Regions from separate parts of the Homo sapiens genome. Here all the other regions are linked to region 1. A link is a contact called in ENCODE Hi-C or POLR2A ChIA-PET data. All regions are on one chromosome and are shown on one strand. The core of a region is the stretch at or near the end of the contact, and the rest is flanking DNA. Distances in the headings are between cores, read along the strand shown. Region 1 holds the start of EIF4G2 (eukaryotic translation initiation factor 4 gamma 2). Region 2 holds the start of AKIP1 (A-kinase interacting protein 1). Region 3 holds the start of TMEM9B (TMEM9 domain family member B). Region 4 holds the start of TMEM41B (transmembrane protein 41B). Region 5 has its middle 20 kb from the start of IPO7. Region 6 overlaps MICAL2 (microtubule associated monooxygenase, calponin and LIM domain containing 2). Region 7 holds the start of IPO7 (importin 7).

Region 1 (2,821 bases), core at 100-2,599:
AAAGAGACTTCGTAGAACACAAGAGCATTTTAAACGGCTCAGAACGAATCTTTTGAAAAAGCCACATTCTACTATCTTTAAAACTGAGCACTGAGATCAATAGAAAAGTCTAACTACAGACACGAGCAACATCACGTGGAAAATGTCTGCCCTAGGAATTTTTACTGCCTTGACGAGGCCAGCGACTAGATGAGGTCTCTCCGAAAGCTCTTCAGCAGTTTTCCCCTGTCCACCCTTTCGCCTCCTCCCCGTGGAGAGCTCGTGGAAAGACGCGCGAGAGGGGGCCGGGTGTACAGGACTAGCACTTGCAGGCGGAAGACCAGGGCCACAACATGGCAGCAGGAACCTCCGCCCCGTTTTTCCCTTCCTGGGAACAAAAGAGCGGAGCATTCCTCCCACCCAGGCGCAAGTTAGGGAAGTGCTTCCGACAACCTCCCCGCGAGGCCCGGGTCGCTCGACGGGGAGGAGCAGCTGAGGCCACCCCCGCCAGCCCGGCGCCCAGCTCTTTGTTCTCCAAGCAGGAAGGCGGCCTCCTGCCCACCCGCCGCCTCCAAGCGGGCCCCCTCCTGCACCATAAATCCCCCCGGGACTGACAACCGCCTCGCCACGGCCTCCTCTGCTGACAAAAGGGGCAGAAATCATCACTCTCTCTTTCCTCCCCGACGAAGGGCAGCCCCTGCCGACTCCAGGTCCTACACACCTCCCCGCCGGGAGGCCAGGCTCCGGGACGCCTGCGGTTCCCTGGTCCCGCGCCAACGGCCTGGCCTTCCCTGCCGGCCCGCGTGCCTCCCGCCACGGCGCTAGCGGTCCGAGCCACGCTCCCTCGCCGTCCGAGCACAGCCGTGCCTCGGTCCGCCACGGCCTCGTCCCTGCAGGCGTCGGCCATCCGGCCATGACCGCACGGCGGCCTGGCCAACACTGACGTTTTCCTTCTACTCCGTCAGCAACAGGAAGAGAGAACAAAAGCCAAGACTTTCCAGGTATCTGAAGCGCAGAGGAAATGCTAAAAAAGGGTCGCCCCACCCGGCTCCGCCTGCGGCCGCCATTTTGTACCACTCGAGAAGAAGCGACCAGGGACGGCGGCCATTTTAGAGCGCTCCACTCGGCGGCGGCAGCGGCTCAACTCACCTTCACCGAGAACTCAGCAGCTGCCACCGCAGCTGCCTCCTCAGGATCCGGTCGTCGGGGATAGGGAAGGGAGGGGAAAGGGGAACGGAAAACAAAAAAAAGGGGGAGGGAAGGGGGAGGAAGGAGTCGGGGACGGCCTCAAACTCAGCTCAGAGGAGTCGCTGCTGCAGCCGCCACTCGGTACCCGCTGCCACCTCCATAGAGCTCCGACTCACTGCTGGCGCTAAGGCGTGTCTGAAGCCGAACTTATCACTCTTGGGGCAGCCGAACCCACCAGAGTCTCCCCGAATGGCTCCTTCGCCGCCCAATCAGCGGCCCGGTTGCCGTCTGCCACCAATCCGCGCAGGGCAGCGAGGAGGAGCCACAGGGCTGAGCTCGGTTGCGGCGCAGCCCCGCCGCAGTGCGCAAAGCCATATTCGCGAAGTCTCTGAGGCTGAGCCAGTGGCGTAAGGGGCGCCGAGCGCTGTCGAGATGAGGGTTGCGTGCGTAAAGCCGGAGAGCCCTTTTGAGTCTGCGTTGGCGTGGCTGCTGCTTCTTGCTCCAGTCCCTTTGTTCACTGAGTCCATATGCCATGCTCCAGTTGTATCATCCCCTTTTCCCTCGACCTCGTTTTCTCACCGGGAATATGGGAAGAAAACGCACCCTTACCTCCCCCGAACCCTGTGCGTGGCGAGTGAGCATTGCTTTTCTTGGCGCCCCTTGGAGCTGTGGCTGCCCTCGCGTGCCTGGCCTCTCCCGGGGCTGAGCCCTTCGGGTTGAGGCCTGGAGCCCCCGGGCGCAGCGCCGGGACACTACCCGGCTCCAGGTCCTCGGCTTCGGCAGCCTTAGGGAACCCAGAAAGTAGTGGGGAGGAGGCGAGACGTGCGCCCGGATGCCAAAGGGGAGCTTCATTCAGCTCCTTATTGGCCCACCCCCTGCAGAGTGAATGAGAAAGTGATGAAAGGAAGGGGTTGATTTTCTTCGAACCGCACAGAAGAAGCTGCTTTTCCCATAGGAATGTCCGGCTGGCGGTCACCGAGGAAAACACCCTGTGTGTCAGACTTCCGCGGGTGTTTGGAGGATTTCGAATTGCTAGCTCCTGTTTTTTTTTGTTTTTTGTTTGTTTAAGTGCACGTTAAACATTGTCAGTTGTGTATTTTCATTTTATTTAAGGTTCACCATAAGAAATAGGATTAAGCTTTTCAAAGCCGGCAAGTTGAACTATTTATACTTACCAGGTAATGTATTGATGAGTACCTTATTCCATCGTTTGCGACATTGTAGCTATACTAAAATGGAGTCATACTTCCATAAACTTAAACAACAAAAATGTCCCCATCTCCATTTTAACATGTAGTACTTTTACAGTGTATAGTCAAAGGCAAGAATGTGTGTGTTTTAACATGAATGACTTTTAAAGTGTTCAGTAAGAGGCAGGATTTTCAAAGACCCAAACTTAACCTTTGATGTGTCAAAACAGCTCTTGGTATTAGAGCACCTGGTCCTTAATACAATTTTCCGGAAAATTGCAGTTTTTCCTACGACATTTAAATGTAATAGAAGGCTGTGGTGTGGCTCTGAAGGTTTTTAACACAATTCCAACATCTGTAGATCTTTGCTATAGAATAGTCACCATTCCCTACTTTACTGTTACTACACTTATTGCTATTACATCAATTTTACTTGAACTTTAAAACTTGGAAGAGATATTCTA
Region 2 (2,821 bases), core at 186-2,685, 1.9 Mb before region 1:
CTGATAATTGCTCATCAAGCCATCTGTTGAGACTAGGTGAGGATGGAGTTTCTCTCCTTTTTCATGAACCACAGAGGAGACTTAAAGGAGGATTTATTTGTGTTCCTTAAAGTGACCCCCACTGAGCGTGTCCCTCAAAGTGGACCTTCCTAAGCATCGGCGCTTTGCTTTGCGCTGGGTGGTGCGGCTGAGTCACTAATTAGCAGTGAGAGCCTGGGCTGTATCTCCTACCAAATAACCAGCGGAGTGGAGTGACAGGTCCTTACTTAAACATGGTTTAAGTAAGCATTCACAGTTCCTTACTTAAACATGGTGCAGTCTTCCTAAAAGATGGAGTCAGACCCCAAGAGAACAGGTCTCCAAAAATATGTGAATCCGTACTTCCCACTGGAGGGGAGAGAGAGCTGCGCTGAGGGATTATGAGAGACCCTACAACTTCTCAGGCGCCCCCTGCCCCGGGGGCCAGGAACATCTGCAGACAGCCCCGCCTCCGTCTCGCCTCAATCCCGAGCTGTTCCCTTCTCCAAAGGCCACCTTGGCAGCCACACAGTTTGGCCTAATCACCTCCTCAAACAAGAGTAGCGACACCCCAAAATGTAGACCAAGCAGAAAGAGGCGCGGGAGGCACTTGCCTTATTCCCCATGATGTTTTTGTTTTGAGACGAAGTCTTCCTCTGTCGCCCAGGCTGGAGTGCAGTGGCGCGATCTCGTCTCACTGCAACCTCCGCTTCCCGGGTTCAAGCGATCCTCCCACCTCGACCCTCCCGAGTACCTGGGACTACAGATGCGCGCCACCACTCCTCCTACTGTGTGTGTGTGTGGACACGGGTTGTCGCTATGTTGCCTACCTAGCTGGTACCCCATAACCACTCCTGGCTAGTGTGTGTGTGTGTGTGTGGACACGGGTTGTCGCTATGTTGCCTACCTAGCTGGTACCCCATAACCACTCCTGGCTAGTGTGTGTGTGTGTGTGTGTGTGTGTGTCTACACGGGTTCTCGCTATGTTGCCTACCTAGCTGGTACCCCATAATTTTTTAGCTCAACAGGAGACCTGCCTTTATACCCACCAAGTTAAGCAGCGCAGTAGCCCTCTAAGGGCCAGCCCCACGCCCAGAGGCTCCTCTGACAGCGTGGACAGATGCCCTGGGCTGCTGGCTCGACTCAGTCCTCAGCCCCCAGCCCCCGACCCCCGACCCCCGGCCCCCGACCCCCGACCCCCGGCCCCCAGCGCCCGGCGCCCCGCCTCCAGCGCTCAGCAGTTAACCAGGCAACTCGCGCGCAGACGCCAAGGCTGGGACGCAGAAGGCGTGTTTGGCCGCCCAGCCGCCCCGCCTCCCCCACTTCTCCCGCCTCTCCCGCCTCTCCCGCCTTCCGCCAATGGCCCAGCTGCGCCGGCGCCGCCGGGAGCGCTAGGCCTGGTCCCTCTTCCTAGAATAGCGTTGCGCGCATGCGCCTTGACGAGTGAGCCGGGTGAGGGGGCTCCCTAAGTAGCGGAAGGGGTAGATGAAAATGGAAGGGGCGGGCGCGCTAGGCCTAGTCCTGGCTGGGCTCCCGCTGGAGTGTGCGTTGGGGGCGGACCAGGAGCGGTGGTCTCCAGGGAGGTCGAGGCTGGGGCTCCCACCCGGATTTGGAGCAGGGTCGCCGCGGCCCAGCTGACCCGCCGGCGTTTGTACGTTGTGTGCCCACTCAGGGAGCCATGGACAACTGTTTGGCGGCCGCAGCGCTGAATGGGGTGGACCGACGTTCCCTGCAGCGTTCAGCAAGGCTGGCTCTAGAAGTGCTGGAGAGGGCCAAGAGGAGGGCGGTGGACTGGCATGCCCTGGAGCGTCCCAAAGGCTGCATGGGGGTCCTTGCCCGGGAGGCGCCCCACCTAGAGAAACAGCCGGCAGCCGGCCCGCAGCGCGTTCTCCCGGGAGAGGTGAGGGTCGCTGTGCCGGGGGCCGCCCCAGTCCTTCGCGCCGCGGTAGCCCGCTGGGAGCCAGGGGTGCGCAGCGCAGAAGCAGCTGAGGAAACCTTCCCTTAGCGGAAGCTGGAAAGGATCAGAACAATGAATGGAAAAGTCCTTTCAAAACGCTTTACATTTGACAGATTCTTGTTGGGTAGCTGTAGAATAACGGTAGTGTTCAGCCCTGGTTGGTTACTTAAAAAAAAAAAAAAAAATTAGCCGGGCGCGGTGGCTCATGCCTGCAATCCCAGCACTTTGGGAGGCCGAGGCGGGCGGATCACCTGAGGTCGGGAGTTCGAAAGCAGCCTGACCAACATGGAGAAATCCCGTCTCTACTAAAAATACAAAATTAGCCGGGCGTGGTGGCGCATGTCTGTAATCCCAGGTACTAGGGAGGCTGAGGCAGGAGAATCGCTTGAACCCGGGAGGCGGAGGTCGCGGTGAGCCGAGATCGCGCCATTGCACTCCAGCCTGGGCAACAAGAGCGAAACCTCCGTCTCAAAAAAAAAAAAAAAAAAAAAATCTTACAGCTATCATCTGATAGTAGAGGAAAGCCTGCAAGCCTGTCTCTTAGATCCTGGATAAATTGCATGTCTATCTTTTAGAGTTGGAATTCTTTCTCAATAACATCGTTCTTTCTGACATAAACTTGCAGAGCCTTTCCAAAAGTAAAAAGGAGACTATTTCCAAAATGGCTTCATTCTCCAGTAGGGAATCCTAGAGCTAACCTGTGACGTGCCATTTATTCAAATAGAGAGAAGAGAGACCCCCAACCCTTAGTGCTTCCTTCAGAACAATGGCTGAATTCATGGACTATACTTCAAGTCAGTGTGGGGTAAGTTGGTGTGAACCAAAACTATGCCCCATCACCTGCTG
Region 3 (2,821 bases), core at 207-2,706, 1.8 Mb before region 1:
TTCACAAACGTATTCAGCAACCACTTAGTGAGCATTTGCTCTGTGTTAGATCTTGTGCTCAATAAGGTGGATTCAGATAAGCATAAGACATGGTTTCTGCCCATAACCAGGACACACCCTAGTAAAGGAGACTGAAAAATAAATACATGATCACAATACATAAAGTTATGAGGCAAGATATGCAGAGGGTGCCAGCAATGTTTTCAAAGTCAGGAGACGTGCTGCTGTCCCTGTTTCTGGTAGGAGGTAGAGATGGTTTCAAAAAGAATCTCTGAATCAAAAACATTTGCCTGCCTGTAACCTTTCCCCACTCCTACATTTAAAGATATTATAAATTAAAGCTCTTATTTTTAAAAACGCAATGTCATTCTGTTTTCCCATCATACTAATGTGAATCCCTTCTGTTCTCCCCCAATGATGAGCTAGCTCATCAAAGAGGAAGCACAGGTATGCATGGAGCTAGGGCAGGTCTGGAGAGCTGGGGCACCAGAGAACAGTATGAGGGAACTAGAAGGTCAAGAAATCGAACCAGGGAGGCCACAACCTCACCTCTCTTGCAGTTTGGTTCTTCCCTTACCCACTAAATTATCAGGAAGAGAGAAAGCAAGAAAGGCACCAAGGGACTCGTGGAGGGAGTTAGGTGAGAATATGAAGCAGGTGAGAGATGCTCCGTAGGCCCTATTGGGAGGGAAGTAGGCCAGGAGGGGCAAGTTCCCACCACAGGAAGGGAAGTGTTCAGGGGTGAGCTGAGCTGAGTCGGCCCTTGACAGGGAAGGCTCTGTCAGATGGGGGCTTCCTATCATTCTGGCTTGGGGCATGCGGGGCCTGTGAGGCTGGCGGAGGGCGCAGGTGGGCTGTCAAGAGCTTAGGGTGGAAAGTTAAAGGCTCTCGGAGGTGAAAAGGTTGTCAAGTGTAAGATGCGTGCAGCCGGGGCTGGGAAGGGAAATGTTAAGGCGGTGGGGGGCTGCTGTCCGGACTGTGGGCACTGTCGGGGCTGGGGACGACCGTGGGGCGCTGCCTGCCAGGCTGTCGGGGCTGAGGGCGAGAGTGCCGCCGGGCAGTCGGGAGGGGCGGGGCTGGTGGCGGCGGGGGTCTGCCGGAGCTGTGAGGCCAGGCGTATGGCTGTCAGGAATGGGCCAAGGAGCAGGTTGGCAGACCCAGTTTCCGCAAGGCCGGTGGTAGGGGAGGAGCTTCCGTCAGGAGCGAGGCTGGGCGGGACTCACCTTGGCGGCGTCTGACAGCTGCGCCAGCAGCAGCACGGAAAGCGCCAGGCACGACAGGCTGAGCAAGGAGCCAAGCCGAAGAAGGCCTCCCCACAGGGTCGCCATCGCTGGGGGCCCAGCGGTCCCACAGCCCGGAGCCCCCGCGACCGGCTCCCGGCTCGGGCTCAGGCTCAGGCTCAGGCTCAGGCACAGGCTTGGGACCCGGCTGGGGATCCTCCGCCCGCACTTCCGTCTGGACGCGAAGGCGTCACCGGGCGCGCCGGGTCAGATGCAAAAAGCATCCGCCCCGGAACCGGTTACCAGTGCGAAGGGCCGGGAGGCTGGGCAGTCCTGGTGCCCGCCTTGGCCTAGCCCCGGCCCCGGGACGGAAGGGGGCCTCTGGGGTGGCAGCCTGGGCCCAGTAGAGCTTTGCATCTCTTGGATATCTTTCCCGGGCGCAGAAGCTGCGGGGCTTAGGGAGTCGCCATTGCGCTGGAAAGTCCTCCCGCCCACGGAGACCCCAGCAAACTCCGAGTGTCACACAGTCGCCTCTGGCGACCCGTGCGGGCCGGAGCCGTTCGCGCACAGGCAGGGCGGGTGCTGAGCGTGGAAACGGGGCTGGAATTGGCCGAGCCATGCCTTTCCGGGATGCCCACCGCCAGTCAAAGGGTTGGGGGTGGTCTCTGCACCTTAAGTACTAACCTGCCGCCCACGCGCCTCCTGACCACAGCACCCCGTCGGCTTTCTAATTCTGTGAGCTGCCCTCGTGGGCGTGGCCTCCCTGTGGAGCTCCCCATGTGCCTCCCCTTGGTCCAGCCTGCAGCTAGGAAGTGGGTCACAGCGACGGGGCTGGGCTGGGCCAGGCCAGGCTCCGGGAGATGTGGAATTGGCGAAACAACTGCCCCAGTAGTATCCTCCGCCTAGGACTCCAAGAGGTGGCGAATTGGGGCACTACGCCCGGGTAAGGCAGTGCCTGTTCAGGGCTGCCGACCTGTCTCCCCAGGGCTGTCATTCTCAGCAAGTACTTTAGGAGTGCCTTAGATCGGCACATTCTCCCATTGAAATATTTTTGTTAGTGGAGACAAGGGAGGTAATGGCAAGGACACGGATCATCACAGCCCCTAGGGATTTGTTGAATGACCTTTGGCAAATCACTTCCCTTCTCTGGGCCTGTAGTTCTTGGCTGAATATGAGGGAATGGATTTCAAATTATGCTCCATGTAATACCCGTGTTTTTACCTCTGTAAACAGATTTTTTTGTTTTTTTTGAGACGGAGTCTCGTTCTGTCCCCCGGGCTGGAGTGCAGTGGCGCGATCTCGGCTCACTGCAACCTCCGCCTCCCGGGTTGACGCCATTCTCCTGCCTCAGCCTCCCTAGTAGGTGGGACTACAGGCGCCCGCCACCACGCCGCCCGGCTAATTTTTTTTTTCTTTTTCTTTTTCTTTTTTTTTTTTTGTATTTTTAGTACAGACAGGGTCTCACTGTGTTAGCCAGGATGGTCTCGATCTCCTGACCTTGTGATCCGCCCGCCTCGGCCTCCCAAATTGCTGGGATTATAGGCGTGAGCCACCGCGCCCGGCCCCAACAGATTTTTAAAGATGGTCTTTTCCCAATTTGT
Region 4 (2,821 bases), core at 166-2,665, 1.5 Mb before region 1:
ATTTATACATTAACAACGATTCATTTCTCAGTTTTTGAAATTATATGAAGTCACCTGGATCCAGTGTATATAAGCTGGAAAAATACCCAAAAACATAAGGCTGACAGAGCCAAATTAGACTGTTGGAGACATTTTAAATTATTTGAAAATACATTAACATTTTCTACTACATACTCTTAGAAGTTCTCCTAGCCATCACTGGTGGTGGAACACACCTATGTGAGCTACAGACAAACTTGTTAGGATCACTTTAAGTTTATGAGCTTTAAAATCATTTAAAGAACGATTCCAGGCCAACACGGAATCAAAGTATTTAGTTTCTACGTACAGTTTTTTCCTTAAAACAATATTTAAAGCCGTGAGATTCTGCAATTATAGAGGCAGTAGGAATAAAGAGAAAACAAAAACCAAAAATAAAGCCGTGAGAAATGTCAGGATGATGTAGTGGGGAAATAAACTTTAGAATGAGTGACCTTAGCTGTAACTAAGTAATTGCTAATATTTATTTAGCCCCCACTTCATATCCAAGCATTGCTCTAAATCTTTTACGTGAATTATTTCGTTTAACCCACGCACCACCTATTAAGTAGATATTATTATTATCCCCATTTCACAGTTCAGACACTGAGCTTTTTTTGAAAGTTACCAAGTCCAAGGTTCCAAGTAAACAGTAGGGCAGGGACTCAAGCCCAGGTGTACTGCCACCTGGAAGTATTAAGTCCTCGCTCCTAACTACTACTTCACTGATCTGGCTTTATGACTTTATAAGTCATATACCCACACTGGGCCTCAGTTTCTTCATCTGTAAAAACAACGCAGCGAATGCCACAGTACAGCTCCTTCCAGCTCTGCCTAGCGTCGTTATCATCAACCTTACAATCTACCTGAGCGTCAACAAGCCAGTGTCATCCCTTCTTTTAAATGAATTCTACTCAAACAGCATTTACAACGCACCTACTCGGCGTCCGGCCTTGTGCTGCGCGAGCGCCCAAGCCCAACTCCCCCACGGTCTCTGCTCCCGCCGCGGCGCCAGCAGGCCCCCCTCTTTCCCCGCGACTCTCCGAGAATAGCGGGGGTCCTTTTCCCCACCCGACACACAGAAGCCTCGGGCCACCCCCAGCTCTGCTCCCCGGGCCCACTCACCCTTCTGGTGGTCTCTGCTGCCAGGCGCCGCGAGACCCCGCGTCCCCGCTGCCCCGTCCCCCACGGGGGTCGTGTGGTGAGCGCCCAACTGCGATCGTTCGGCGACTCTGCCTTTCGCCATGGCTGCTGCAAGGTGAAGGGAGCGGTGCGGTGCCGCGCCCCCTAAACAACAAAACTCTGTTGCAGGCTCCTTACTACGCCGAAGCGCCACGGCTAGAGCCACTTCCGGCGCGACCTCCTCACCCGAGACGACCTCAGCCCAGCGAGTACTGCAACCTCCTGCAAACACCCGCAGCGCCCACCACAGGCTAAACCCCGCCCCGTGCCGCCCCCGAGCCTCGCGTGCTCGCGCCGGCCCAGTAACCGCGAGACAAGTCAGGGTCCTGGACCGCCCCCTTCAGTGCCCCGCCCCGGCCCGCCCGCGGGAAAGAGGTGGCCGCCGGGCGCTGGGGCGAGAGCATGCGCAGTCGCGGCACTCGAGTCACCCGGCTGCGACTCGCTGGCCCTGGCGTCTAAAGCGTAGCCTTAATTACCCGGAAGTGCGGTCCCAGGGACTTCAAACCTTTTGTCCAGGCCGCCGGAGGTGCCTGTGATTAGTCGGCATTTCGCGGCTGAGGCTGATTCAGCCCATTACATCAATTCCGCAGCTGCTGTCTTCAATTTGGAGGCGCCAGAGAGTGCTTGATCTAAAAGATGGTGGGAAATACAAAGGTTGAGCAAAACCTACCTGAATTTCAGGAAACTAAGGCTCAGAGAGGGCTACGTACAACCTGTGAAGATCACAGGATGGCAAAAATGGGCTTAGAATCCAGGTTGTCCTGTTCCCAAAGCTAACGGTTTTGCATTAGCTGCTGCCCCTTACTACTAAACCCAAGTCAGCTCTACATTTAGCTTATCCCTAAGCTAAGCGGAAACATGCCTTTTCCACAGGTAACTTTTTCTGCTTCTACCCCTCAGAGCACATTCAGCTTACTCACCGTGGTTACCTCTTGAAAGCAACTTAGAGGCCGGTCGCGGTGGCTCAAGCCTGTAATCCCAACACTTTGGGAGGCCAAGGCGGGCGGATCATTTGAGACCAGGAGTGTGAGGCCAGACTGGCCAAAATGGTGAGATGAGACCCCGTCTCTGCTAAAAATACAAAAATGAGCTGGACATGATGGCTTGTAATCCCAGCTACTCGAGAGTGTGAGTCAGGAGAATCGCTTGAACCCCGGAGGCTGAGGTTGCGGTGAGAAATTGCACCGCTGCACTCCAGCATAGACCACAAAGCAAGACTCCGTCCCAAAAAAAAAAAAAAAAAATCCTGATTGTTTCTATTCAGTAATTACATTTGTAGGAAATTATTCCATGAAAATAAACATAAATAATTCCTCTGTATTAGTATAACAGTGAAAAACTAAAAGCAATATAAAAATCCAACACTAAATAAAAATGGTTAAGTAAATTATGGGAAACCCATTCAATTGAACTGTTTTATGTACACATCCTTTGCCTACTTCTGGCTCCCATTTTATTTCCTTCATAGTCATTAAAAGCAATTAATTCTGTGAACTATTTGTTTACTTGTTTATTGTCTGCCTCCACCTTTAGAATATAAGCTTTAAGGCAGGGGCTTTGTCTTTTTGTTTTTTGTTTTTTTAAGTGATGGGAATCTCACTATATTGTCCAGGCTGGATCT
Region 5 (2,821 bases), core at 185-2,684, 1.4 Mb before region 1:
GACACTCTGCTATATACAATATCTATCAGAGTGCTGGTAAATGCCTCACAACCATCAAGCCATCTCCCTCCCCCATATATTTATTCCTCTGTGAAGCCTTTCTTCTTCCCCCTCTATTACACTGAGTTGCTCTCTGTCCTGTTCACACTTCGATCAGAGCACTTATTACACAGTATAATGACGACGTGATTATGTATTTATCTCCCCTCACCAGAGCTCTGGAGGGCAGGAATCCGAGTACCACAATACAGGATGCAGAGCAGGCCTAAAATATTTATGGGAAGGATGGGAGCCGGACTATGATGGATCGCTTTAAATACCAGGGAAAGGACTTTCCACTCAAACCAAAATTCAACAGAGTATTAAATTTTCTTGCACAGAGGAATGACTTGCAGAATACAGTGTGCCATAAAAATGCACCCGGTCATTGTGTGAAGTTGGATGGGAATGTGGCAAAACCAGTTAGGAAGTTGCTGAGGTGACTCTGTCCATGGAGAGGAAGAACTACATCTAAAAGGCATTTCAAAGAAAATACAGGCCAGGCACGGTGGCTGTCGCCTGTAATCCCAGCACTTTGGGAGGCCAAGGCAGGCGGATCACGAGGTCAAGAGATCGAGACCATCCTAGCCAATATTGTGAAATCCTGTCTCTACTAAAAATACAAAAATCAGCTGGGCGTGGTGTCGTGCGTCTGTAGTCCCAGCTACTCAGGAGGCTGAGGCAGGAGAATCGCTTGAACCCAGGAGGAACCCAGGAGGGGGAGGTTGCGGTGAGCCGAGATCGCGCCAGCCTCGTGACAGAGGGAGACTCCGTCTCAAAAAAAAAAAAAAAAAAAAAAAGGAAAGAAAGAGAAAATACAAACAAAAGCTGAGATTTGCTGAGTTCCTACCATGTGCTACGCAATGCCAACAACAAGGTGGCATGGAATAATCCTCATGTCTGTTAAGTGGGTGGGGGTAGGAGTGGGGGTAGGAGTAGGGGAGTGTCACACATCTGCAAACGGTAACGTTGAACTTCCAAAGTAGGTCCATCGGGCTCTCAGGACCCGCGGCTGTCCGAGGCCTCAGTTGCCTCAATTAGTCTTAGGCTAACTTCCTCCTTGCGCTGGGGGGTGGGGAATACTTTCCCGTGCGGAGGCCTCAGCTCCTCAATGTACAGAGAAGAGCCTTGCAGGGCCTAAACACTGGAGTTCAGGGATCCTTTATCAAGCTGCCAAACCTTTTCAGGGGCTTGGAAGGACACCTAAGGGCGGAAGCGGGCGCGTTGTGGCCCCCGTGGGGCAGTGGGAAGGCAGCAGGGCCTCGCGGGCGGAGGCCGGAGCGCCGCTGACGCCGGAGCGGAAGCCGCTGAGTCATGGTGGGGGCAGGAATGCAGCGCATTTGGAGAAGGCCCGGGACGCCGGCGGCTCCAGCATTACTGAGCAGTGACTTGGCGTCCGCACCTTCACTGCAGTCGGGAACCACCAGTGACGGCGGTGACCGGAAGAGCTGAGTCACCGCAGGCGACGGCGAGCGACGCCGGCGGGGAGGGGCTGACGCGCCTGGGGCCGCGCGCCTGGGCTCCAGGGCCCCGCGCGTCGCCACGATCCCGACGTTGCAATCCCCGCCAGCTCGGCGGGGGCCGCACGGGGCTGGGTCTCCCGGATCCCGCCCGGGGATTGGAGTCTGAGGCTGAAATTTGAAATCTTGAAGTGGCCCCAAGCCACAAATACTACAGACTGGTTTCAGTGGGAATTAGGACCTTGTGAAAGGAGACAGCAGTGCCCCAAAGACTGGGTAGATTTTGAAGATCAAAGGCACTTGCCTAGGAACAAAAATGATTTGCCTGACTCAGTTCCAAAATGCAGCAAATAATAATTAAAGCGAAACACACACGCACTGTTTTTTTTAAATGCAAGAGCAAAACTTTTAAAATTCCAAAAGAAAATAAATCTTGGTTTCCGAGATGAATTCGTCAAAGGAAAATATCTTGGGGCCCCCATATCACTAAGCTAAAGGGAAAAGTCAAGCTGGGAACTGCGTAGGGAAAACCTGTCTCCCATTCTATTCAAAGTTACCCCTCTGCTCACTAACATAAATGCGTTATCTGATTGCCTCTTTTGGAGGCTGGGTGCGGTGGCTCACACCTGTAATCCCAGCACTTTGGGAAGGAGAGGCGGGCGGATCACTTGAGGTTAGGAGTTCCAGACCAGCCTGGCCAACATAACGAAATCCCGTCTCTACTAAAAATACAAAAATTAGCCGGGCATGCTGGTGGGCGCCTGTAATTCCAGCTACTCGGGAGGCTGAGGCAGGAGAATCGCTTGAACTCGGGAGGCGGAGGTTGCAGTGAGCCGAGCTCAGCCACTACGCTCCAGCCTGAGCAACAGAGCCAGACTCCCTCTCAAAAAATAAGATTAAAAAAAAAAAAGAATCCAGGCTGGGCACGGTGGCTCACGCCTGTAATCCTAACACTTTGGGAGGCCAAGGCGGGTGGATCACCTGAAGTCAGGAGTTCGAGATCAGCCTGGTGAACATGGAGAAACCCCTATCTCTACTAAAAATATATAAATTAGCTGGGCGTGGTGGCGGGCGCCTGTAATCCCAGCTGCTTGGGAGGCTGAGGCAGGAGAATCGCTTGAACCCGGGAGCAGAGGTTGCAGTGAGCCGAAATTGGGCCACTTCTCCCCAGCCTGGGCGAAAGAGGGAAACTCCATATGAAGAAAGAAAGAGAGAGAGAGAGGGAGGGAAGCTCAAAAGAATGCAACCATTTGTCTCCTATCTACCTATGACCTGGAAAGCCCCCATTTCCAGACCAAACCCGTGTTGATCTTATATATGTC
Region 6 (2,821 bases), core at 179-2,678, 1.4 Mb after region 1:
CTGCCTGGGGCAAATTTTTGAACAAATATCAATGGACTAAACTGTGGTTGATCTTGTCTTTAAAAACAAACAAAAAAATCTGGTGCTGGTAAATATGGGGAGAGGGCAGGGGATGATGAAGAGGACAAGAGATGAGGATGCAGATGCTTTCCGTTGGAGGGAGGGGATGCGTACTGGGTTGTGTGTTGGGGCACCCGTAGCTAGGGTTGTTGTTTCAGACAACCAGGAGGTAAAAGAATCCTCCTGTGATCGGGTAGGTTAGGATTTACGGGGCTGATTGGGCTGTATGCCTGGGTTTGAGGTGAGCAGGTGGCCTGCAGCACTTCCCCCTGCATCCAAAATGGTAGAAAGGCTAGGATTTAATATGGGCCTGCGATGGAAGCCCCCTCTGAGAGGGTAGATGGCTCCCTGCAGAAGCGATCTATGGTCAATGGGACATGGCTCCCTGGTTCTGACAGAACTAGCCATTTGGAGAAGGCTCCCGTGGCTGAAGACTGGTAGCAGAGAGGTCTTACCCCAGAAAAGGATGGGGGAGCCTAGGTGGACCCTAGCCCAGCGACAAGGGTAGGCTTACCCATGGGGTACGGAGGAGGTACTAAATTCAGTCTTTCCCACTCCAGCCATAGCATCAGCTCGGCCTCCAGAGTTCTGCTCATTCCCTGAGGAGACAAGCCTGACAGCCGAGTGCCCTTTGGGAGCCCTTGCAGGGTGATGCAATGGGCTTGGGTAGAGCAGGGCTTTCTGGATTTCAATGCCCAGATGCAGGCAGCAGAGAGTGGGCTGTGAGGCGTTCTCAGTAGGGCAACCATGTCATGTATCATCTAAACCAGGAGACTTCTGAGAGTGAAGGGGGCACTGTTAACAATCAGGCTGGGGGTAAAAAGCGGTAAATCAGAACTACCCTCCACCTCCAACAAACTAGGCTGTATGGTCACGCTAGTCATCAGGCTATAGTTAATGCTTATTTGAAGTTAATAAAATATTGTTTACTAGGATCTGTGATGGTGAGTGAATTGCAGACTTGATTTGCCATCAAATCCCTAGGCAGCTCATTTGAGCCCTGAGAGTCCATGTGAGGTGAACCCGGTCACCTTCTTGTAGGAGAGAGGCTCCCTGGGTGCAGAGAGACCCCAGCTGGTCTCCATGAGGCAGCACACTGAAAGCATCAGCAGACCTGGCTGTGGCCTTGGGCAAACCATTAAACTGCTCTGAGCCCAAGGCCACTTTGCAATGGAGATCATCCCTGCCCTGCCTATGTCACCGGGATTCTTTTTGCTTTGATGTTTCATGAAGATCTTTTGGGGTGTAATTCCAGCCCCTTCTGACGAAGCCTTGGCTCCCTAGGTGGAGTGAGGTTCTCTCCGCTGTGCCTGAACAAAACCCTGTGACAGCATTTGTCACAGTGCGGAGTCATTTACTACCACTCCTGCCTGTAGGCTGACAGCTGTTTGTGGGCAGGGACACATCCTCAGCGCCAGCTCAAAGCCAGCCCTATGCCCTCAGGGATCTTAGTGGGACTGAAGCCCTTGGTGGCCCCCAGAGCTCACCCTGCTTTCTTGGCCATTGCAGGTGGATGGTCAAACCGGAGAGAATGACATGAACAAACGGAGACGGAAGGGCTTCACCAACCTGGACGAGGTTTGTGTACACAGTGTGGCTTTAAACAGAGGCTCGTTTCCTGACAACCAGTGGCCACAGGCAGCCTCACTGTGGTAGCAGCCTGGCCCTGTTCCTTCCCTCTCTCATGAACCACTGGGTTCCAAGCTTGGCGTGATGGAAAAACAGTTGGGGTTTTGGATCACGCTTCACTACTTACTAGCTGTGTAACCTTGAGAAACACAACCTCCCAGGATGTGGTTCATGTCTGTAACGTGCAATGATACACTTGAAATACATGAAACTTGGCAGGACTTTTAAAGATGAATAAGATGAACATGGTATCTGACACATGTTAATCAATATACAACCACTGTTAACAGTAAATAGTAAAGAGGCATCAGCACTCCCACTTTTCTCCCAATCATCGTTTGTATCCATTTGTGTTTCCTTTGCTTTTAGCCTTTAAGGCATATGTCGTGGTCTCCACAAGTGCCACCTTCTGGTGAAAGAAGAAAATTACAGGTTACTTTGTCAAAGGAGAGCCTGAATCTCTTGCCTGCTTCTGAAAAATTGATCAAGGGGAAAGAGTGTCAGTTCTTGCTTCCCTGGGCAGCTTTTAAAAGAGACCTGAGATATACACGTCATTCAAAAAAAGCCATTCCAACTCCACAAGCATGCATATTGTCAGCGAAGTGTGGGATGCCAGCTTTTGCCAGCCTACTGGCTGACCTCAAAATGATGACTTAGAGGCATGAGGGACGGTCTGTATAATACATTGATATCTGATTGATAGGAGGTAGAAGGGACTTTTTCTACTGTTTATGGTCGAAGAGTTTTTATTGCTGTATAGTTGCATGACATGGTTGTTCGTGTCTGACTTGCTGCCCCTCACAACAGTGAGCTTTATAATAAATAGAGTCATGAGGTTCACCTTGGGGAAAGCAGCAGCCAGCCATTCAACCCATTATCTGTGATGGTCAAAGGGAAGCGCTGACAAAGAAAAACGAGTTCAGTTCACATCTTAAAATATGAACAAACCCATTCTACCCAATGAGTTCAAAACACCCTGGGTTGAACATTTTCCTAGAGCTTCTTGAAGGTGCACTTCAGGAAGCACTGTTTCTTCTCCACCACTTGGCTGTGGTGTAAGCAAGAAGCCAGCAAATAGAGACACAGAGAGGAAGCGGAGACTGCACAAGGCTACAGACACATTCCATTTCCC
Region 7 (2,821 bases), core at 222-2,721, 1.4 Mb before region 1:
TGACCTTGGGTAAGTTATTTAACCTTTCTAAAACAAACTTTTTCTTGGCTGTTATAAAAGAGGACTTTTTCTTTCTTTCTTTCTCCCCCACCTCCCTCTTTTTTTAGAGATGGGGTCTCGCTATGTAGCCCAGGCTGTAGCGTAGTGGCTACTCATAGGCACGATCTTAACAGGCTGTCACCTTGAACTTCTGGTCTCAAGCAATCCTCCTGCCTCAACAGGAGGATTACGCCTGGCTAGGAAGGTGTCTTTTATTTTTATTTATTTATTTATTTATTTTTGAGATAGAGTCTCGCTCTGTCACCCAGGCTGGAGTGCAGTGGCATGATCTCGGCTCACTGCAAGCTCCACCTCCTGGATTCACGCCATTCTCCTGCCTCAGTGTAGCTGGGACTACAGGCGCCCACCACCACACCCGGCTAATTTTTTGTATTTTTAGTAGAGACGGGGCTTCACCGTGTTAGCTAGGATGGTCTCAATCTCCTGACCTTGTGATCCGCCCACCTTGGCCTCCCAAAGTGCTGGGATTACAGGTGTGAGCCACCGCGCCTGGCAGGAAGGTGTATTTTAATAGGGATTATGCTTTTACTCTGCATTAAGAGGTGATTTATATGAAGTCCCAACTAAAATTTGGATACTCAATAAAAAGCCATGATTTCAGTATTTGGTAATTACTAATACGTAATGTGATAAAAACCTTTCACACATAAAGTTCATTTAATCTTCCGTGTTATTGCCTTAGGATAAAGTCTCATAAGTGGAATTACTGGGTCAGAGTTTAAACATTTCGTTTCGTTTTGTTTTTTTGAGACGGAGTTTCGCTCTTGTTGCCCAAGCTGGAGTGCAATGGCACGATCTCGGCTCACTGCAACCTCCGCTTCCCGGGTTCAAGCGATTCTCCTGCCTCAGCCTCCCTAGTAGCTGAGACTACAGGCGCGTGCCACCACGCCCGGCTAATTTTTTGTATTTTTAGTAGAAACGGGGTTTCGCCGTGTTAGCCAGGATGCTCTCGATCTCCTGATCTCGTGATCCGCCCGCCTTGGCCTCCCAAAGTGCTGGGATTACAGGCGTGAACCACCGCGCCCGGCAGTTTAAATATTTTAGTGGCTATCAGAAACACATCTCAAATTGCTTTTCAGAAAGTTTCCTTCAATCACGCAGCCATTAGCAATCGATTGCACCACACACTGTATCTGACTCCCTTTATGAACATTGTGGATATAGTATGTGAAACCTTTTGTAACTGATTGTTTTGCTTTTCTTTTTGTGGAACTTGAACATTTTTCGTTTTTGAACAGAAAGACTTGTCTGTAGGAACGACAGCTCAGGCAGCCACGTGGGCTGCGGACTGTGTTTGTGGACTACATCTCCCAAAGTGCTCCGCAGGCGCGCCCACAGGAAGTCGCCGGAGCATCTCCCGCCTCCACGCCGAGGCGAAGAGGTTCTATCCGGGGCCTTGGCGCTTCTCTTTCCTTTCGCGCCGGTTGCCGCTGCGGAGCGCGGCGGGTCCATGTGCGCAGTGAGTGGCGCTATTCCTGGCCCAGTAGCACCCGAGCCCCGGGTTTGACCGAGTCCGCGCTGCGATGGACCCCAACACCATTATCGAGGCCCTGCGGGGCACTATGGACCCAGCCCTGCGTGAGGCCGCGGAGCGCCAGCTCAATGAAGTAAGGACGCCCGGCTAGCGGTGGCGGCGGGCAGGCGGGTGGGCAGAAGTGGCAGGCCGAGCCCCCGGGGCCTGGCCGGAGGCGCGGACGACGTCGTTGAGGGTCCCAGCAGGAGGGTGGGGCGGACATCTGACGGCGACTTCCACGCCGGGGCGCCTCGGTGTGGTGTGGTGGTGGTGGCTGCAGCCAAGGCTGCCTTTGCTTCGGATCCTGAGCTGGGCCTCTGGCTGCGGTCTAGGCATGAGGAGCCGGCTGAGGCGGGGCGGGCGTGACGGGTTGGACACATGGCTGGCTCGGGTGGCTGGCCGACCTCTGGCTCATTCCCAGCTGGTTCCTCACGTCCAGGAGGGGGCGAAACTTACTGGGAGGTTTTTCAGATGTTTCTGAGACCAGTCTCGCCGTCGCAGGGTTTGGAAGGGCTCCTGGGAATGCCGGCTGGTCCTTTGGGGGCTGCGCCTGTCATCCTTGTCACTTTGCTGGGCTGATCAGTGGCCTGCCTCGGGCACAACTTCCTCCTCTCTGGCTGAGTTGCTAGGGAAGGCTTTCAAAGGCAAGCCCGCGCCTCCTTGGCAGGATAGGAGTAGTGCGGGACACTCACAGAGTCTGATCCCTGCTTTTCCGCTGTCCTAATGCTTCAGTCGGGGAGCTGGCTTATGTAGTGGGAAGGATCAGGTGAAGTGCACCCTTCTAGGTATAGCTGCACCATTGATTCCTTGAGTGACCTTGGGCCAGTCGCTTAACCTCTTGATCCTGAGTTTTTCCCATTCATAAAATTACGCCACAGAGTTGCTGTGACAGACAGGTGAGATAATGTTAAGTCTGAGTGCCTTGGAACATGCTGAGCTCCTTATCAGTTCAGATATTGCATTCTCTGAAGGTTTTTTTTTTCCCCCATATTTTGTGGGGACCGCTCCTTGGAAAACAGCTTAATTGCATGAATATTTATTGTACTATCTCCAGTGTCATTCTTTGTTTCTAAACTTTTGCATTTTTACGTATTAATGATCAGTATTTTAAATCCTTCTTAAAAGGGCTGCTGTAACTTTTCTGCCAGTTAGTAACTGTCCTTCAGCATGCTGCTGAATCTGCCAGCTTTACTGAACTTTAGTGTACATTTTTTAACTGAAAAAGAAATCACACTTTAAAATAGAAAT

What was found. Hi-C counts contacts between places; a loop is a spot of excess contacts on that map. ChIA-PET counts read pairs that join two places held with the same protein, here RNA polymerase II (POLR2A). Pooled maps may share reads with other maps.
Region 2: a pooled map shows a loop between it and region 1 (6-fold over the local background). The contact joins the promoter of AKIP1 here to the promoter of EIF4G2 in region 1. A Hi-C loop is called at or near these places in 6 of 50 pooled maps. POLR2A ChIA-PET finds 5 or more read pairs at or near these places in 2 of 52 experiments (OCI-LY7 and activated T-cell).
Region 3: a pooled map shows a loop between it and region 1 (14-fold over the local background). The contact joins the promoter of TMEM9B here to the promoter of EIF4G2 in region 1. A Hi-C loop is called at or near these places in 8 of 50 pooled maps. POLR2A ChIA-PET finds 5 or more read pairs at or near these places in 4 of 52 experiments (HepG2, activated B cell, activated CD4-positive, alpha-beta T cell and 1 more).
Region 4: a loop to region 1 is called in a map of CD4-positive, alpha-beta T cell, with 9 times the contacts of the local background. The contact joins the promoter of TMEM41B here to the promoter of EIF4G2 in region 1. A Hi-C loop is called at or near these places in 1 of 168 maps with a recorded cell type or tissue (CD4-positive, alpha-beta T cell), 1 of 37 single-sample maps with no recorded cell type and 8 of 50 pooled maps. POLR2A ChIA-PET finds 5 or more read pairs at or near these places in 2 of 52 experiments (GM10248 and naive thymus-derived CD8-positive, alpha-beta T cell).
Region 5: a pooled map shows a loop between it and region 1 (5-fold over the local background). The contact joins the enhancer-like site here to the promoter of EIF4G2 in region 1. A Hi-C loop is called at or near these places in 1 of 50 pooled maps. POLR2A ChIA-PET finds 5 or more read pairs at or near these places in 3 of 52 experiments (T-cell, activated T-cell and activated naive CD4-positive, alpha-beta T cell).
Region 6: a pooled map shows a loop between it and region 1 (16-fold over the local background). The contact joins the enhancer-like site here to the promoter of EIF4G2 in region 1. A Hi-C loop is called at or near these places in 1 of 168 maps with a recorded cell type or tissue (CD8-positive, alpha-beta T cell) and 8 of 50 pooled maps. POLR2A ChIA-PET finds 5 or more read pairs at or near these places in 3 of 52 experiments (CD4-positive, alpha-beta T cell, activated CD4-positive, alpha-beta T cell and naive thymus-derived CD4-positive, alpha-beta T cell).
Region 7: a pooled map shows a loop between it and region 1 (16-fold over the local background). The contact joins the promoter of IPO7 here to the promoter of EIF4G2 in region 1. A Hi-C loop is called at or near these places in 6 of 50 pooled maps. POLR2A ChIA-PET finds 5 or more read pairs at or near these places in 2 of 52 experiments (T-cell and activated naive CD4-positive, alpha-beta T cell).

The regions. Positions count from the first base shown.
Region 1 is chr11:10,807,577-10,810,397 of GRCh38, forward strand. It overlaps EIF4G2 (eukaryotic translation initiation factor 4 gamma 2), which reads right to left and starts at 1,350. Exons shown (of 22, transcript NM_001418.4): 1 at 1,129-1,350. LOC101928053 (a long non-coding RNA gene) reads left to right here and starts at 1,721. Exons shown (of 3, transcript NR_120540.1): 1 at 1,721-1,790; 2 at 2,281-2,345. RefSeq lists enhancers at 123-202, 933-1,192, 1,703-1,752, 1,828-2,434 and a silencer at 1,473-1,522.
Region 2 is chr11:8,909,754-8,912,574 of GRCh38, forward strand. AKIP1 (A-kinase interacting protein 1) reads left to right here and starts at 1,436. Exons shown (of 6, transcript NM_020642.4): 1 at 1,436-1,470; 2 at 1,691-1,918; 3 at 2,700-2,780. The coding sequence starts at 1,697. It also overlaps a transcript of DENND2B not described here. RefSeq lists a silencer at 1,201-1,480 and enhancers at 1,571-1,640, 1,651-1,740.
Region 3 is chr11:8,962,986-8,965,806 of GRCh38, forward strand. It overlaps TMEM9B (TMEM9 domain family member B), which reads right to left and starts at 1,457. Exons shown (of 5, transcript NM_020644.3): 1 at 1,224-1,457. The coding sequence starts at 1,328. It overlaps TMEM9B-AS1 (TMEM9B antisense RNA 1), which reads left to right and starts at 1,690. Exons shown (of 5, transcript NR_073431.1): 1 at 1,690-2,163. RefSeq lists silencers at 921-1,110, 1,151-1,650.
Region 4 is chr11:9,313,178-9,315,998 of GRCh38, forward strand. It overlaps TMEM41B (transmembrane protein 41B), which reads right to left and starts at 1,416. Exons shown (of 7, transcript NM_015012.4): 1 at 1,144-1,416. The coding sequence starts at 1,264. RefSeq lists enhancers at 607-1,124, 1,125-1,640 and a silencer at 1,406-1,755.
Region 5 is chr11:9,363,042-9,365,862 of GRCh38, forward strand. No RefSeq gene overlaps it. Among named protein-coding and RNA genes, the nearest start is that of IPO7, 20 kb to the right of the region's middle. RefSeq lists enhancers at 670-1,869, 1,505-2,206 and a silencer at 1,500-1,679. Within about 2 kb of position 1,435, at least 41 of the 41 ENCODE cell types and tissues checked have a DNase peak (open chromatin) inside an H3K27ac peak, as active enhancers do.
Region 6 is chr11:12,234,608-12,237,428 of GRCh38, forward strand. It overlaps MICAL2 (microtubule associated monooxygenase, calponin and LIM domain containing 2), which reads left to right. Exons shown (of 28, transcript NM_001282663.2): 16 at 1,570-1,638. Among named protein-coding and RNA genes, the nearest start is that of MIR6124, 72 kb to the left of the region's middle. Within about 2 kb of position 1,429, at least 17 of the 41 ENCODE cell types and tissues checked have a DNase peak (open chromatin) inside an H3K27ac peak, as active enhancers do; they include CD4-positive, alpha-beta T cell and CD8-positive, alpha-beta T cell, where a contact is called at or near this core.
Region 7 is chr11:9,383,181-9,386,001 of GRCh38, forward strand. IPO7 (importin 7) reads left to right here and starts at 1,472. Exons shown (of 25, transcript NM_006391.3): 1 at 1,472-1,667. The coding sequence starts at 1,584. RefSeq lists an enhancer at 1,474-1,989.